2 separate regions of the Mus musculus genome follow, and region 1 is linked to region 2. The links are chromatin loops, found by intact Hi-C in ENCODE. Cell type or tissue: gastrocnemius. All regions are shown on one strand.

Region 1 (8,000 bases), 81 kb before region 2:
AGAGCTGAGCATAAGAACCATCTAACATTTGCAGAACCTGGACTGGGTCTGAAGCAGCAGGGGGATTTTTCTGTAATGTCTAGCAGTACCCACATGCAGTGGGCGCTACTGTGTACATGCTAAAGACAAGGATACTGAGCACCCAAGAGGCCCAGTCCATAGACACTTGGCCCTTTTGCTCTGGGTCTTAGTGTCTTTGTGCCACATGATAGGAGCATTTGGTATAGAAGATCTGTTCACTTCATGATGGCTGAAAACAGAGGAGGGGTGGTGTTCATGTTCAGTGACCTCACTTTACAAAGACTATCTCAGCTGGGCATGGTGGTGCAGAGGCAGAGGCAGGCAGATTTCTGAGTTCGAGGCCAGCCTGGTCTACAAAGTGAGTTCCAGGACAGCCAGGGCTATACAGAGAAACCCTGTCTCAAAAACACCCCCGCCCCCAAAAAAAGACTACCTCTTTTTTTAAAAGATTTATTTTTTATTATTATAGATAAGTACACTGTTGCTGTCTTCAGACAGACCAGAGAGGGCATCAGATCTCATTACGGATGGTTGTGAGCCACCATGTGGTTGCTGGGATTTGAACGCAGGACCTTCAGAAGAGCAGTCAGCGCTCTTAACCACTGAGCCATCTCTCCAGCCCCAAAGACTACCTCTTTTTTTTTTTTGGTTTTTCAAGACAGGGTTTCTCTGTATAGCCCTGGTTGTCCTGGAACTCACTCTGTAGACCAGGCTGGCCTCAAACTCAGAAATCTGCCTGCCTCTGCCTCCCAAGTGCTGGGATTAAAGGCGTGCGCCACCACACCCGGCTAAGACTACCTCTTAAAGATTCCTATAACTCCACAGTCTGGAACCAAGCCTTGAGTACTGGAGAACTAGGCATGGTGGTACATATATGTGTTATCCCAACATTTGGGGGGGACGGGTCAAGAGGATTATAAATTGGAGGCCAGTCTAGGCAAGACTGTCTCAGAGGACGAGGAGATGAAAGAAGAGGAGGAGGAGGAGGAAGCTGGAGAGATACCTCAGAGGTTAAGAGTGCTTGGTACTCTTGTAGAGGACCTGAGTTCATTTCCCCACACCCACATCAGACAGCTCACCGATGCCAGTAACTGCAGCTTGAGAGGATCCAATACTATACTTCTGGCCTCCATAGGCACCTGCACACACGTGTGCATACACACACGCACGCACACACGAGGGGATATATTTTAAGAAGAAAGAAATAGGGCCTGCAAGATCAGTAGATAGCCAGGTGTGGTGGCTCATGCCTTTAATCCCAGCACTTGGGAGGCAAAGGCAGGCAGATTTCTGAGTTCAAGGCCAGCCTGGTCTACAAAGTGAGTTCCAGGACAGCCAGGGCTACACAGAGAAACCCTGTCTCGAAAAACAAAACAAACAAACAAAAAAGATCAGTAGATAAAGGTACTTGCTACAAGGACTGATGGTCCAAGTTCTATCCCTAGAACCCACATGGTGGAAAGAGAGAGAACCCCCCTTAAGTTGTACTCTGATGTCCGAATGACATGTTTACCTGTATGTGTGCACACAATTAAAAAATAAACATTTTTTTTTGTTTTTTTTGGAAATTAGTTAAGATCCAAACAATAGCACCAAGGAACCTGCTAGGCCCTAGAAGCGAGGACCTTATACTCAGAATGGAGCGCGCAGGGGTAGACCCAGACTCTGCCCCAAGTCTGTGTTCTACAGTTTGACCATCAGCAATGCTAATTCCTGGACATGCCAGGTGAAGGTTGAGTATGGCTCCATTATCACAGAGCCTTTACTGCTGAGCTATTGGTACACCTGAGCCAGTGCTTTAAAATGGCTTTTACATTTTTTAAAACATAAAACCCTTGTTTCCAAACAGGACACTCAAGAACGATTAAGCTAACAGAACCAATTTTATGAACTATGTTATTTTTGACTCTCTATTGAGACAGAGTGTGTTTGATTGGCTTATTTTTTGAACCCATGATTTTCAAGTCCAGAAAGTGGCTTCTAGAAGCCTTGCTGTGTTGTTGACAGCAGATATCTAATATGCTGCAGCCCCTGAGCCTGTTCCCAACCCTTGGTGGGGGCAGTGAACCTCTACCACACCAGCTGGAGGGCATTGCCTACTGAGGGGCCTGGACCTGACTCGCCCATCACAGTTCATGTCCCAGGCAGGACCAGAGGTAATCTCTGCTGCCACCTGCCTCCTTCTGGCACAATAAGGGCAGAGAGCAGGGTGAGAGAGACCAGGGCCATGCCCAGGTGAAGGGAGCTCTCTATTGCCACATCCTGGGCTCTCACTCACCCAAACCCATCTGGGCACATTTCCTGACCTCTGGCTATGATCTAAGCTGACTGTGTTGTCTGGGACCTGCAGAAGGCAGAAAGGAAGGAGCCAGGCCTACAGGAGGAAGTGCAATGTTGGGTACAACGTTGACTGTCCTTTCTGAAGATTCCCCCATATCTCTGGGACTGCTTCCTCATGCAAACCTGGCCCACTCCCATCCCTTTCCCCTCTGGTTCCAGTTACGAAATGGTGACTCCACAAAGACACCCGCCGGGGGTCTATGATCTCCAAGGGCTTTCCAGGGCCAAGCCAAACTGTGCCCCTCCTAGCTGTCCTCCGCAGCTTCTGCTCCTTGTCTCTCTTCTCAGAGCCTCTGCAGACCAGGGAGGGTCATCTTCTCATTCTCCTCCTGGCTCGTATTGAGCAAGCCTGTGAGCCATTGTGCTCATTGCCAAAGAAAGCACGACAAAGACTCACAGACTCCAAGGAGCCTCCCAGAGCCATGGGGAAAATCCTCCACTCTTCAGACCCTCTGCTGACCCACTGGAGAAGTGCGGAGCTTGACAGCCAGCAGCAGCCATTTCCTTAGGGGCTGTTGTGAAGATTAATTACAGGCCACAATGCAGGGAAGCAGTAAGAATGGTACTTGACATAGTGTCATTGTCCTGAACTTGTGGGCCACACACAGTGCATGCCAGGCACGCTTATTCGTATCTGTCACATGATGGCCCAAGTGATACCCCTTAAACTCCTGGCCCACAGCAGGCACCCACTCCTGCCAAGGACCATAAGAAATTAGGCACATAGCACTCACACCAACGCCACCCACAGCCCATGTGTCCTCCATCCCAAGTGAAATCGGTAAGATCGACTCCCAACAGGCCTTTCGGAAGAAAGTACTTCCCCACAGGCCTTGGCCTTTGTGTAGCACTTAACGTGGGCTGAGAAGCAAATGTCAGGGCTTCCTGAGTATGTATTTAACGCAGGCAGAGGGAGAAAACTGTGCGTCTTCTAAGGCCCACTTAAAGAGCCCGATTTAGGAACAGATATTAAGGTTCAAAGACTGAAATCACAGAGGATATAGCTGTGGAGGGCAAAAGTAGATCAGCTGATGAGACTCAGAGAATGCCTGTGACCTCAGGACATCAGGAGCCTAACGCCATCTGAGTCATGGTAACTTGGGCCAGGCTTCCCACTTTAGGAACATTTCTCTGTCCTTGGTCCCCTTCTGTGTTTTCAGATCTTGCGTGCGCTGTCTTCCCTCCTAAGGGGATAAAAGGGCTCTGGCCAGGCGGTTAGGATTCAGAAGAGCAAACAAGGTGGCCCAGCCTCTGGTCTCCCACAAGCAGTCGTCATCCAAGGTCATTTGCTACGCAGACACAGTCGGGGGTCAGGAGGGGTACAGAAGCCCTGTCCAGCTTTGATGGTTCCAAAGTGGAAGCAGGTGCCAGAGAGAGCTGAAAGTTAAGTCCTGGTAAAGTCAGGCCAAGGGCAGCCATGGGAAGTCCTGGATCCCTCCCCACACTGGCAAATCTGAATGCAGCCTCATTTCCTCTATTAGAACCTCTCTATTAGAAAATGTGGACCTCCGACTCGCATCAGTCCTACATACATTAATGGGGACCTGTTGGGAACTATGGGCACCATGTTAGGATGAACACTATCCTCTGAGACAAAACAGATAATTGTTTATGTAAGGAGAGATATTATTGCTTATGTTTCTCTGGGTCCCCAGCAGTCAGAGACTGTTTAAAGTGTTCAGCACTGTCCCTGGCATGAAGACTGATGGTAGGCAGTCTCTGCAGTGCCTGCAAGATGGCATCCACCAGGGGGCGATGTAGCCCAGCCAGGCAGTGGGCGATGTTGCCCTGCCAAGTGGCCATCTCACAGACCCCTCGGTTTTTCTGTCTGTTGTCTTAGACACGTAGCAGTGCTCCACGGGCTCAGAAGCCAATACTCCTCCACACAATGGGCTGGTCTGGCAGCGCTGACTTGATTTCCAAGGTGTGGCTTTCTGGGCAGCTTTTCCTAGCTTCACTGGGCAATATGCAGATTCCTACCTCGCCTAGCTTGCTCTCGGTCCTGATGCACATACATATCAGGAGAGCTTTCAAAATATGATGCCTGGGCCTCCTCCAAGATGACAGTGTTATTAGACGTGGCTAACCCGGGAACTGGGTTCCAGGACTCAGCCAGAACCGCGACCCCTGCTAAGAACTTGGTATGAAAGATATGTACCTTTTATCAGTATGCACTGCTGAATTCCAGGCAGCCTAACACACATCTAAAGTCTAGCTGGTCCTTCTATCCATCCATCTGTCTACATATCCATCCACTCGCTCAGGCATTTCTTTTCTGTAGCTCTGCCCTGTACCCCCAGCTGCCAGTGCCCTCAGAAGCGAGCACATTTGGGCTTTGAGAAGTTGCTCAATGGTTAAGAGTATGGACTGCTCTTTCTGAGGACCTGAATTTGGCTACCATCATCCAAAGTGGCTCTTATTAGGGGATGGTTTTGTGTACTGTATTTCAGATGCTGACTTCTGTGCCCAGGGACCTGGTTGTAGTTCAGACGTTGGCACTGTCACGATTATTGGAGCATCTCCTGTCTCAATGATGTGTAAAGACTGTTTTCTAACAAAGTGTCCATCAGCTGGACAGTAGCTGGACAGGAGAAGAGAATAGGACAGGATTTCCAATCCCAGTGAGCAAGTCCCAAGCAGGAAGAGAGAGAGAGACAGACAGAGAGATGGAGAGAGACAGAGAGGGAGAAAGAGGAGGACCAGGAGGATTCACTATGAGGTCCCCATGAGAGAGCAGCCATGAGGACACACATGGACCAGAGCGAGCCAGGAGGGCAAGACTCAGATGGCAAGTAATTGGCCTGTTTGGGAAGTAATCTGGGCCAGCACAGCTGGGCTAGGATAGCTCAGAACCTGCCCAGCTTAGTGCTTGCAGATTATTAATAAATATAAGGTCTCTGTGACATTTACATGGGAACAAGGAGTCACATAGAAGAAAACTCCCAGAAATACATTTACAGCTAACAATTCCCTGTGATTCCAGGGATCTGATTCTTCTGGTCTGAGGGCCACCTGTTCTTACATGTGCATGTGCACGTGCGCGCGCACACACACACACACACACACATTTAAGAATAAAAACACAGTGTAAAGCAGGCACGTGGAAGGAAGAAAGTGGAATCCCACCGAGCCACTGGTTCCCTTCTGCTCTCTTTGCAGAACTCTCGGCCCTGCACCTGTTGGGAGAATCCTTGAGCAGCTCCTCAAATGCCCAGGCTTTTGCTCACTTCCTGTCTCCTTCAGTTACCATGGGCAGAAGCAGGCATTCCGGCAAGTCTGGGCATGAGGGTCTTGAGTACCTGTCTGAAGGGGGAGCATTGAATGACTAGGTAGATACCTATTAGTTGTCTACCTGCAGTCATCCAGTGTGGGGTAGAAGGTGTCTTCTCCCCTGAGGGGCAGGGTCACAGTGGCTGCTGTGTATGCAATACATATAAACAGAATTGTGTCATCATAGCCAACGGCAATACCATGGTCAGCCCCATCCTTCAATGAGGAAGTGAAACTGAGGTCCTGGGAGACTGAGTCACTTGCTGAGGTCACTAGGACACACAGCATTTAAACCAGGGCATTCTGACTGCAGAGGCTGGGCTTCTGCTCCCAGGCTCCTGAGCATCTGCAGTGCCCCGTCCTGTACTGAGCGGGCTGCTTGCTCTGTCCTTTACGACGGCTGGGCTTCCTGCTGCTTGTATATCCACTTGGCAAGGGCTTTCTGCCTGCTTCCAGACCCTTAGATGCTAGGGAAAGTGGCTTTGAGCCTAGCATGAGAGGCATTTCCTGGCCAATGAGCCAGGCCTGGCACCTACTCAAGAGCTGGGAACAGGTCTACAGACAAGACATGTGGCCTTCCAGGCATCCAGGCAGAGGCAGTGTCCCTGAGAGCTGCTTCCCACAGCAAGTGAGGGCTTCCTGAGGCAGGCCCCACAGGCACCAGCCACTGTGAAGCCGTGTGTGAAGCCTTCCCAAACCAGCCATTCACAAGGCAGCACCGATTAGTGCTTCCCTCTACCAGCGAAGAGACAGGCTGACAAGGAACTCAGCCAGTGTGTGGCAGCATAGTGAAACTCAAACCTTTGGCTACTTTTCTAGATTCTGTGTTCTCAGCACTCCTCACTGCCTGAAGCTGAGAAACAACCTAACTCTCCCTCCCTTCCGCAGGGGGAGGAGACCCATCATCGAATGTAAAGCTGTGTGCCGGGCAGGCCCTGCTTAGAGTGGCAAGATGGTGGGAGCCCCCAAATGTGAGCACCAGCACAACTTCTGTGCTCTCACTATTGCCCTGGTTCATGGAAGTGCTGGAGATCTTTGCATGCTATAGCAGAAGCAGGACACGGGGGACCCTAGGCACCTCCCTTCCTTATTCCAGTGTCACCATGTCATATTGTGAGGACCAATGTCACTGCTTCCAGTGTCCAGGCTGGCCCATCACAGGTACAATGAGAGGCAGCGTGTCTTCCTGAGAGGACAGAACTATACTCCCATCCCCACAACCCTCTTCCTTGGGCAGTTTCAGTCCATCTTGCCTTCTCAAGCTGTGGAAATTTGTACCTCAGCCCAAAAGAATGAACTGCTGGCAGTCAGTAGCACGGCTACTGGACCAGCCAATCAGGAGCTAGGACTGCCTCATCCACCTCCAGGACAAAGAGCCAGCTGGGTCCCAGGGGCTGGACCAGAGGGGCCCAAGGGAGGGCCCTGTTTGAGAACGGTGCCCCAGGCTGCAGGCAGGAGCAGTCCAGTGGGGGAAGGGACAAACTAGAAGCTTACAGAATGGGAGGCATGGAAGCGGTGAAGAGAGCCCAGTCAGGGAGCTCCTGCACAACATGGCCACGCTGGCTCGCAGGCAGCTGCCAGGTACTGCTGTGTCTTAGAGCCAGACTCCTTGACTGTGCAGTCGGTTTGGTCAGCATACTGAAACATCCCATCCAGGCACTAAGCATTTTCTCTCCCACCCTGCCCCTCTCTTCTCCAGCCAGGCAGGGACTCCTGTGGGATCATTTTAGAACGTAGATGCCGACCCCTGTCCCAAGAATGAAGATAAACAGTAAAAAAGATGTGTAGTTTTGGGCAAGTGTGGTGACACTCAGGAGGCAGAGGCAGAAGGACCTCTGTGGGGCCAGCCTGAACTACAGAGCAAGCTGGAGATCAGCCAAGACTACACAGAGAGACCCTGTCTCAAAACATGAAGCACTTAAGCAAACTTGAGTATTGAGACACACTTCCAGCTTTGTGCCTCTGATCCTCCTTTCCGGTCTGGCCTTCTGCCTCTCCGAACTTCTGGGCTGGCCCTCTCTACCCAGTCACAGATTACAGCCCATCTCACCTCCTACCATAACCCCACAGAGACATCTGTGGTTCCTGCAGTGCCAGGGCCCTGGGGCAAAAGGAAACCCCTAAACACAAACACATTTGCATGAAGACCCAGGGGTCTGCCACTGCAGCCAACGGTGGCAGGAGCACCTGCTACCAACTTCCTGGGACATAAATGTCCCCACAGCCAGGTTGGTACCATTCAGTGTTTATTTAGACACACATAAAAGAACCTGTGGTTCAGACAGCTTGTGCTCTTCTTTTCTTTTGGTCATATATATATACATACGTACATACATACACATATATATGTATATGTGTGTATATATATA
Region 2 (8,000 bases):
AAGGGTGATAAGGACCTGTTCCTTATAAGGTTTTGAGGGCCTAATGAGATGGAGCCTGTATAGGCTTAACCGTGGCCTGGCACAAGTCGGTATCACCATCTGAAGCAAGGCTAACACCATTGGCAGTGGTGTGAGCACGTTACAGTTTAACTGAGAGTACCTGCACCTGTATCCTTGGGACAGCTGCCCCAATCCTGAAACGGCTGACTCCATGATTGGTGTGATTCAGGTTGCAGATAGCCAGGAAGGGACGTTTCTAGGCCTCAGAGAGTTTCCTCTTGATTTGGGAGGCAACAGGAGTAGAGCTGAAGCCTGCAGACTCTGGCTTTTTGTTTGTTTGGTTTTGTGTTTTTGCTTGTTTGTTCTTTTGCCTGGCCAAGTGCTACCTCTTGAGCTCAGACAGTCTTTTCTCATCGTCTGAGTTGGTTGGGACTGTAGACTGCAACTACAGACTCTATTTTTAAAGTGAAACCATTGGCTTCTATGGCTCATGTAACTCCTCTGAAGACGTCAGGAGCTCCGTGAAGCTGTTTGTATTTTGAAAAGAACCATGTAAGATGATCGTGATAGCACAGGCCTCTAAGCCCAGCTACTCTAGAAGCAGAGGCTGGTGGCTAAGAGTCCATGGAGTTCCTGGGCTGTCTGGGGAGCTCAGGACTGCCTGACAGCTTAGAAAGACTCTGCCCCAAGGTTAAAATCAGGAAAAAGTCTGAGGATATAGTAATGTCTGTAAGACCCTGCTCTCGTCTCCATTTTACAGATGCGAGAGCTGGTGCTCAGAGGAGTTAAGTGACTAAACCCCAAACCAGACAGCTTGTTTTGGATCCTCTTCCTTGTAATTGCTTTCTATGGACCATGTTAGGTCTGTGTGGTTAACCAGTCTTCCAAAAGAGTTGGGCTTATTGACCATGCTAGTTTTTTATTTACTTAAAGATTGGGAAGTTCCAGGTAGAAAACTTACTCAGGCTTGTTATTTCTAAAGGGGTAAAGAGAGGAAGGGGTCTTAGGCCAGGTGTAGTGGTGTGTGCATTTAATCCCAACATTTGGGAGGCAGGTAGATCTCTCTAAGTTCAAGGAGGACCAGCCTGGTCTGCATAGTGAGTCTCCACCCCCAAAACAACAACAAAACAAAGAACAAGAAGAGAATAGCCTGCATTCAGCTCTCCCACAAGCGGCATACCTGCGTGGCTCCTTGGAGCAGCTCCTCGGTAAAACTGCTTACAATCATCTGCAAGAAAGATCAGCTGGACCAAATGTTTCGGTTTCCTTTCCTAGTCTTTTAGAATTACGGGTTTTTTATAGGTATTCATTTGGATTTATAATAAGCTAATGGTACCTCAAATGATGACCACTGTTTATATTCTTTGGCATGTCTGAGTAACTTGAAATATTTAAGTAGAGCTGCAGCGTTCACCACAGCAAGCGTGTGTTCCACATGAGTCCATGCTGAATTGCTGTGGTGGAGACCCGAGACACTCGCCAACCACACTGCAAGACTGCGTTTAGTGCCATCAGAGCAGACGGTCAGGGTGGATGGAGAAGTCTGTCTGGGATCTTTTAGGAAGGCTTCCTAGAGGAAGCTGCCTTTGAGCTGGAGCTGAACATGGGTGGGCAGAAGTGAACAGTGATGTGTGGTGATGCATGGAGCCACAGGAAGGAAACAGATGTGCTCAGGCCTGCTCTGTGCCCCTTGCTGGGTTGGGATTGAAATATGGGGATAGTGGGGGGATTGAGTAGACCAGTCAAGGAGAGGAAAAGAAGGGTGGGTGGAGCTTATGAAGGGAGGTGGACATGGCATGTGGCTCTCAGCAAGTGGCAATGACTTCAGTAGAGTGGAGTGTGAACTTGTTGGAGCAGTAGAACTTACAGGTGGTTTGGTTTGCTTTTAGAATGCAAAAAGATTTGCCATTTTTAATTTTTAAAAATTAAATTTGTTCTTCAACAATTTTGTACATGTATAGTACTTTACTGAAAGGCTTTCCCTGTCCCAGGTTCCTACTACCCTCGTCCACCCTGCCATTTCCTACAGACCTCTTTCTCATTTCATGACTCAAATGGCCACATTCTCAGTCCCAACCCTGAGTGCCCCGTCCACCCTGGGTGTCTGCTCCAAGGACACCAAATGATGCAGTGTGGTTGGCGAGTGTCTCAGGTCTCCACCACAGCAATTCGGCATGGACTCACACTGAAGACACGCTGGCTCTGGTGGACTCCGCAGCTTCATTTTATTTTGTGACTCACTGAGTTTAGCAGGGGTGAGGGCAGGGGCTTCTGTGTGGCTGTGGGTTTGGAGTTATCATTGGAACCAGGTGGGCATATGATTGCAGACAATGGTTCTCCTTCTCCCAGAATCTAACAGGGCCTAAGGTAAGCCAAGCTAGCCTTTAACTATGTAGCTGAGGATGCCCTTGAACTTATGAATCTCTTGTCCCTACTTCCTGAGTGCTGGGTTACAAGCCTGGGCTGTCACACACATCTGAAGGTTTTGAATGGTGCCATGTAGAGGAGCCTCGTGGTATCTTGTTTTTCTGTCATTCAGTCCCCTACCAGCTCCATCAAATAGGATTTGTCTCTTTTAAGACAGGGTCTCACCATGGAGCTGGCTAGGCTCTTAGTCCCTCCTGCTTCAGAGTTTGAGCGCTCTTACTACAGGCATGTGTCACCATGTCTAGGGGATCTTAAATATGAGGTATAATGTAATCTCATTTTGCAGATGATAAACCAAGACTTAGCAAAGTTAACTATCTTGCCTATGGCCGTTGGGCTAAGTCAAGAAGCAGTTTAAGCCCTAGACTCTAAGCTTGATGCCAAAGTCTAAACCTACAGTAAAAGGACGCACTAGGCAAGTTGTAAGTGAGACATCTCTGTGGGAGACACGAAGTGATGAGGATGGTCCTGAGGTGGGCAAGTCTGGGGCCATCGGTGGCCTGTAAGGACTGGGGTAGGAAGAGAAAGGGGGAAGGAGAGTGCTGTATGGGTGGTGGAGGCGATGGGCTGTGGCCTCCACTTCTCAATGACTTGTCAGTGTGGGAGGCACACGGCTGATCATCCTGAGTCACAGAGTTTGGGAAGGGAATGGTGACTCAGCAGGATGAGCCTGGTTCCTTCTCAGCCTTCCCTACAGTTACTGCCGATCCATCACCTTTCACCTCCCAAGCCTCAGTGTTCCCGTTAAGCACAGTAAGGCTCTAGAAGGTCTGCTTAGGAACAGGGTGCAATCGCACCAACCCAGCTTTGTAAACCAGTCTCCTTCACCATCCCAGCAAGACCCCTTCTGAATAGAAGGGTACAAGTCCCCAGAAGTTGCTTCTTTTCTACCCGTCAGTGGCCTGAGAACCAGAGCCCCAAAGTGGACTTCCTGTGAATGTGTCCTTAATGAGCACTTCGGCTGTTGTAAGCAGTGTGGCCATCGACACTGAAGCATTAGGAGAGGAAGTCCTTTTATAAGCTTCCAGATTAGAGTCGCTCTCCCAAGGACTTTCTCTTTAGAAAGCTGAATTATTTCCCCAAACACATTTACTACTTACTGGCAGGCAGGCAGGCAGGCAGGCTTCAATAGGAGCATAATGGAGTCTGGGCAACTGGCTCAGACCTCTAATCCCAGCAATGAGTGCGAGGAGGAAGAATACTTGCAGATTTTTGCGGCCTGCCAGGGCTACCTAAGTGAGACTGTCTTGGCGAGACACACACACACACACACACACACACACACACACACACACACACACACACACACACACGACCCCAGAGCCAGTGGGCGGCAAATTTCAACTTTTCATTTCCTTTGAAAACAGCACAGATCCCTCAGGGGACTGTGCCAGTACAGGGGGATGTGAAAGAGATCTATCTATGCCTTCACTTCTCCAGAGCGGCCCAGGGACAGATCTGTCTGAGTATTCCTGGTCCACAGTGCCCTCTTGTGGTGATGTCTGGCAGCTCTTGTTCTGGGGAAAAGCAATGGTTGGGCAGTGTTAAGCTCAATGTCTTCTGCCTGGAGAAGGCTTACTTCAGGGCTAGAGATGCCTTGGCACCTGCTCAGAGCTCACTGACTTCCCGCAGACAGTGCAGTCTGGGAGGACTCAGGCCTGCATTCTTCTAGTCTATAAGAAAAGAGAAGAGGAGTCAGGGCTGAGAGGAGCCCTGCGTTCTCAGAGGTGCTCAGGTCGTCTAACCTGAGCTGCATGTGACTGTGAGCATTTTGGAATAATTAGAATTGAGGCGATAGTAAGGTTAGAATACACACTGCAGTTTAAAGGTTAGAGTAGAAAAAGTAACGTGAAATGCTGCCTAATTCTTCATATTCAGCACACGGCAAAAGTGGTATTTTGAGTTAGTATACTAACACTGGGAAGCAGGATGTGATGGTGTGCCTATAATTCTAGCACTAGGTAGGTGTGCAGGCGGATCAGGAGTTCAGCGTTATCCTCAGCTTAGCTGCAGACTGAGTTCAAGGCCACATGGGCCACATAAGACCCTACCTTAAAAATAGGAACAGGCTAGCTCATCTGTTAAGGTTTTTGCCTGGTTTCAATTTCCAGCATCCTATGAACCAGGTATGGTAGTGTGGACTGTGATCCTAGCACTGGGAGCTTGAGGCAAGAGGATAGGGTGTTCAAAGTCATCCTTAGCAAATCAAGTGGCTCAGCTGGTAAAGTTGCTCTTGCCAAACAAACTTGGTAACCTGAATTCAAACCCTGAAATCCATGTAAACAGAGGAGGAAAAAACTGGTTCTACAAAGGTGTCCCCTGACCGCCACACAGGTACTGTGGCATGCATACCTACCTGCCTGTATTGTGTGCACACACATACACACACACACACACACACACACACACACCATTTTGTTTTGTTTTAGCCAGACTTTTAGCTACTTTATAGGCTCTTATTTCTATCACCCTTCTCTCCCCTTATCCCTTCCAACCCCCAACACTAAGTTGTAGAGGAAGGCTAGAGAGGAGAGGGAGCATCGGTATTGTTAGACGACCTCCTGTTGTTTAGGGTGTCAAGGTCCTTGGGCAATTTGGATGTTTGTCAGAATATCTCCAGCCAGCAGCAGAGGAGTAGTGGCTGCCTTACCTGTCTCAGGGATCTAGCGTTTTTATATTCTCTCAAGAGCCTTCAGCATCCTGTCATATACTTGCAGAAACTATCTGCAGTTGGCAGGATCACAGCCCTGCCAGAGCACGAGGCAAATCATAGTCTGCCGCTATGGACAGTCTAAAGCAGCCCCATATCCCATGCCTGGAATTAAAATAAAAACATATTCCTATAACATTTCTATGTTTTTAAAGAAACCAAAATTCTCACTACAAGTTTTAATTAGCTAGGTGTGGTGTTGTATATTTGTAATCTCAGTAGGCCGAGGTAGGAGGGTCATAAATAAAACCAGCCTGGTTACATAGTATAACGACTAATATTGATTATCAACCCAACAGGAACTAGAATCATATGGGAAAGGAGCCTCTGGGCGTGTCTAGGTTAGGTGAGTTGGGATGGGAAGGCCCAACGAGCTGGGATCTGGAAGTTTCCGTCCATGGTCAGTTGGTCCTGAGGCTCTGGGCCCGTGTCAGGGTAGCACACTGTGGCAGAAGTGCATGGCTGAACAAAACAGTTTTCCTCCTGACAAGGAAGGGAAAGAAGAGAAGGGGCTGGGGTCCCACACTGCCCTTCAAAGCACACCCTTGGTGGCCTAAGCCCTTCTCACTGGGCACCCTTAAAAGGCTCTGCCACCTTCCAATCAGGTCAACACATGGCCGTAGGAAACATTCACGATTCAAATCTTATCCGTCATATACATTTTCTGGTATGTTTGGATGTCTTCTATGCTCTTAGCACTGATTGAAGAGTCAGGGGAAACTATTCAAGTTGGGGCCGTATGGACTGCCCAGGCTTAGATCTGAAAAGCTGGAGATGTGGTTTTATGCTCATTTTTCTTTCAGGCATTTGTCAACTGGAAGGAGGCAGGATTGGCTTGGAGCTTCTTCAAACAGTCGTTCTTGAAGCAGATTTTGACAGAAGGTGAGTAAAGCAGAGTTCACATTGAGCAGTTGGGAGATCATAGAAGATACAAAAGGATTCCACGGGACTGCTGACACCAGAACACTTGTCTGGGGCCCGCAGCAGAGGACCCTTAGAGATGTGCTTGCTCTATCTGCTTTTAAATAAGATAGGGAACCAATATTTATTTAACTTTATGTTTTACTTAAGTTGTCTGCCTTAAATCACTCCACAGCCTTACAGAAGATAGTCTCTCCCTCTGTGTAGGGATGTGGAATTGAAATCCAAGTCTTTGTTAGTCAGCTTCCTGTTACTGTGGCAGATTACCCAAAGTAACCAGCTTAAAGGAAGGAGAGGTTCAGGGTGGCCACAGCTTTAACTCACGGTTACTCGCCTTTGTTGCCAAAGTGAAGCAGTGTGTCATGGTGCTAGTGTATGCAGAGAGGCTGTTGTGTGTCATGGTGCTAGTGTATGCAGAGAGGCTGTTGTATGTCATGGTGCTAGTGTATGCAGAGAGGCTGTTGGGAAACAGAGTTTTAATATGTCCTTCAACAGTATGCTCCTGTCACCTGGCTTTCTCCCTCTAGGCTCTATCTCCTGAGGGTTTCAGGAGGACCATGGGCTGGGCTCAAAGCTTAAATACATGGAAACGCTTTATACTTAAGCTGCAGCAAAACCTAACTGGAAAAGCCCATAGTAAATCATTTAAAATATTTATTATAAACGTGTATTATATGGCAGAAAATTAGAGAAAAACAAAATCTCATTATCAGATCCTAGCTTTTTATACATTTTCCAGCCATTTTCTGAACGGTTCTGTTTGTGGTAGTGAGAGCATATATGCTTCCACCCCACGTTTCCTGTACACTGTGGGTGCTGAGAACAACCACAGATAAGCAGCAAGCATGGCCTCAAGGAGCTTCTCTTGCCAAGCCACTGCTGTGAAGTACTTAGCTAGTGCATGGCTGTGGGCGGGGCTTGGAGACTTAGCACAGGCTCTGTACGGGCCCTTGTTTACTAGAGCTCTGTTAAGAAGCCAAAGAGGAAAAGAGATGTGAACATCTGAGAGGTCTCCTGTCCAAGGGAGCTCATGAGGAGGAGAGCCCATTGTCCTGCCGGAGGGGCCTGAAAAAACCCATTGTAGAAGGCTAAGATACTCCAGTCAGTCGGGTTCAGACTGAACCAGGATGACAGTGTGACAGACAGGGTGAGGCTGAAGAAAGGAGGCCAAAAAGAAAGCTGGAGTTAGTATATAAAAGGCCTCCAGTGCAGAGTTAAGGAGCCTCCATGCTTTGCAGGTATTAAGGAACTATTTGAAGACGTGAACTCAGGATTGACAGGGGATTATACAATTGTGCCTTGGTATCAGGTTTTGGTTCTTAGACCAATCCCAGATATTTTAAAATCTAAGGTGCTCAAGTCCCTGTGTAAAATGGTGTATTTTTTGTGTATAACCTAGACATACTCTTCTTTATGCTTTAATTGTACCTAGTGCAATGCAAGTGCTATGCGGAGCTATTGTTGTACTATTTGTTTAGGAAACAATTTATTATTTGTTATTACTATAATAATAATAAAAGCATCCATACACATAAAGTCATGTTCAGTGCAAATGCACTTTTTGGGATGTTTTTGATTTATAGTTAGTTGAATCATTAGAATCACAAACCCTCAGATATGGAGGCTAGCTGTATTTACAAAACCTAGAACTGTTTGAAGTTAGAGGGTCAGAATAGCACAGAGATAGGACCTAAGAAGTCCCTGTCACAGTTGTCTTTACAGGGAGACAGGTCAGAGAGAGGAGTCTTGAGAGAAGAGGGAGTCTGGCCTTATAATGAATTCTTTTTGAGTTCCCAGGAGGAGAGAACTTAATCTTTGGGGTTGTGGCCACTGTTTGGTGCCCTGTCTCTGTCATGGCCAGGGCGTTTCATATGTGGAAATGAAAATTCAAGCCAGGCATGCTGGCGTACACCTTTAATTACAGCATTTGGGAAGCAGAGGC

The links. Hi-C counts contacts between places; a loop is a spot of excess contacts. Peaks named below come from ENCODE experiments on the same cell type or tissue, not always from the same donor. Only the 100,000 strongest peaks of a DNase experiment are listed, where the experiment ranks them.
Region 1: it touches region 2 in a loop (13-fold over the local background); 38 of 42 quality-filtered maps call a loop at or near these places.

Annotation. Positions count from the first base shown.
Region 1 is chr14:30,587,494-30,595,493 of GRCm38, forward strand. Prkcd (protein kinase C, delta) reads right to left here. Exons shown (of 18, transcript NM_011103.3): 18 at 7,861-8,000. Among named protein-coding and RNA genes, the nearest start is that of Gm52147, 5.1 kb to the right of the region's middle. In gastrocnemius, a CTCF peak has its summit at 6,382; DNase peaks (open chromatin) are centred at 4,124, 6,149 and 7,052; H3K4me3 peaks cover 1,602 bases; H3K27ac peaks cover 2,751 bases.
Region 2 is chr14:30,668,230-30,676,229 of GRCm38, forward strand. It overlaps Rft1 (RFT1 homolog), which reads left to right. Exons shown (of 13, transcript NM_177815.3): 7 at 5,941-6,019. Among named protein-coding and RNA genes, the nearest start is that of Rft1, 18 kb to the left of the region's middle. In gastrocnemius, a CTCF peak has its summit at 3,925 (motif pointing left); a DNase peak (open chromatin) is centred at 3,926; H3K27ac peaks cover 857 bases.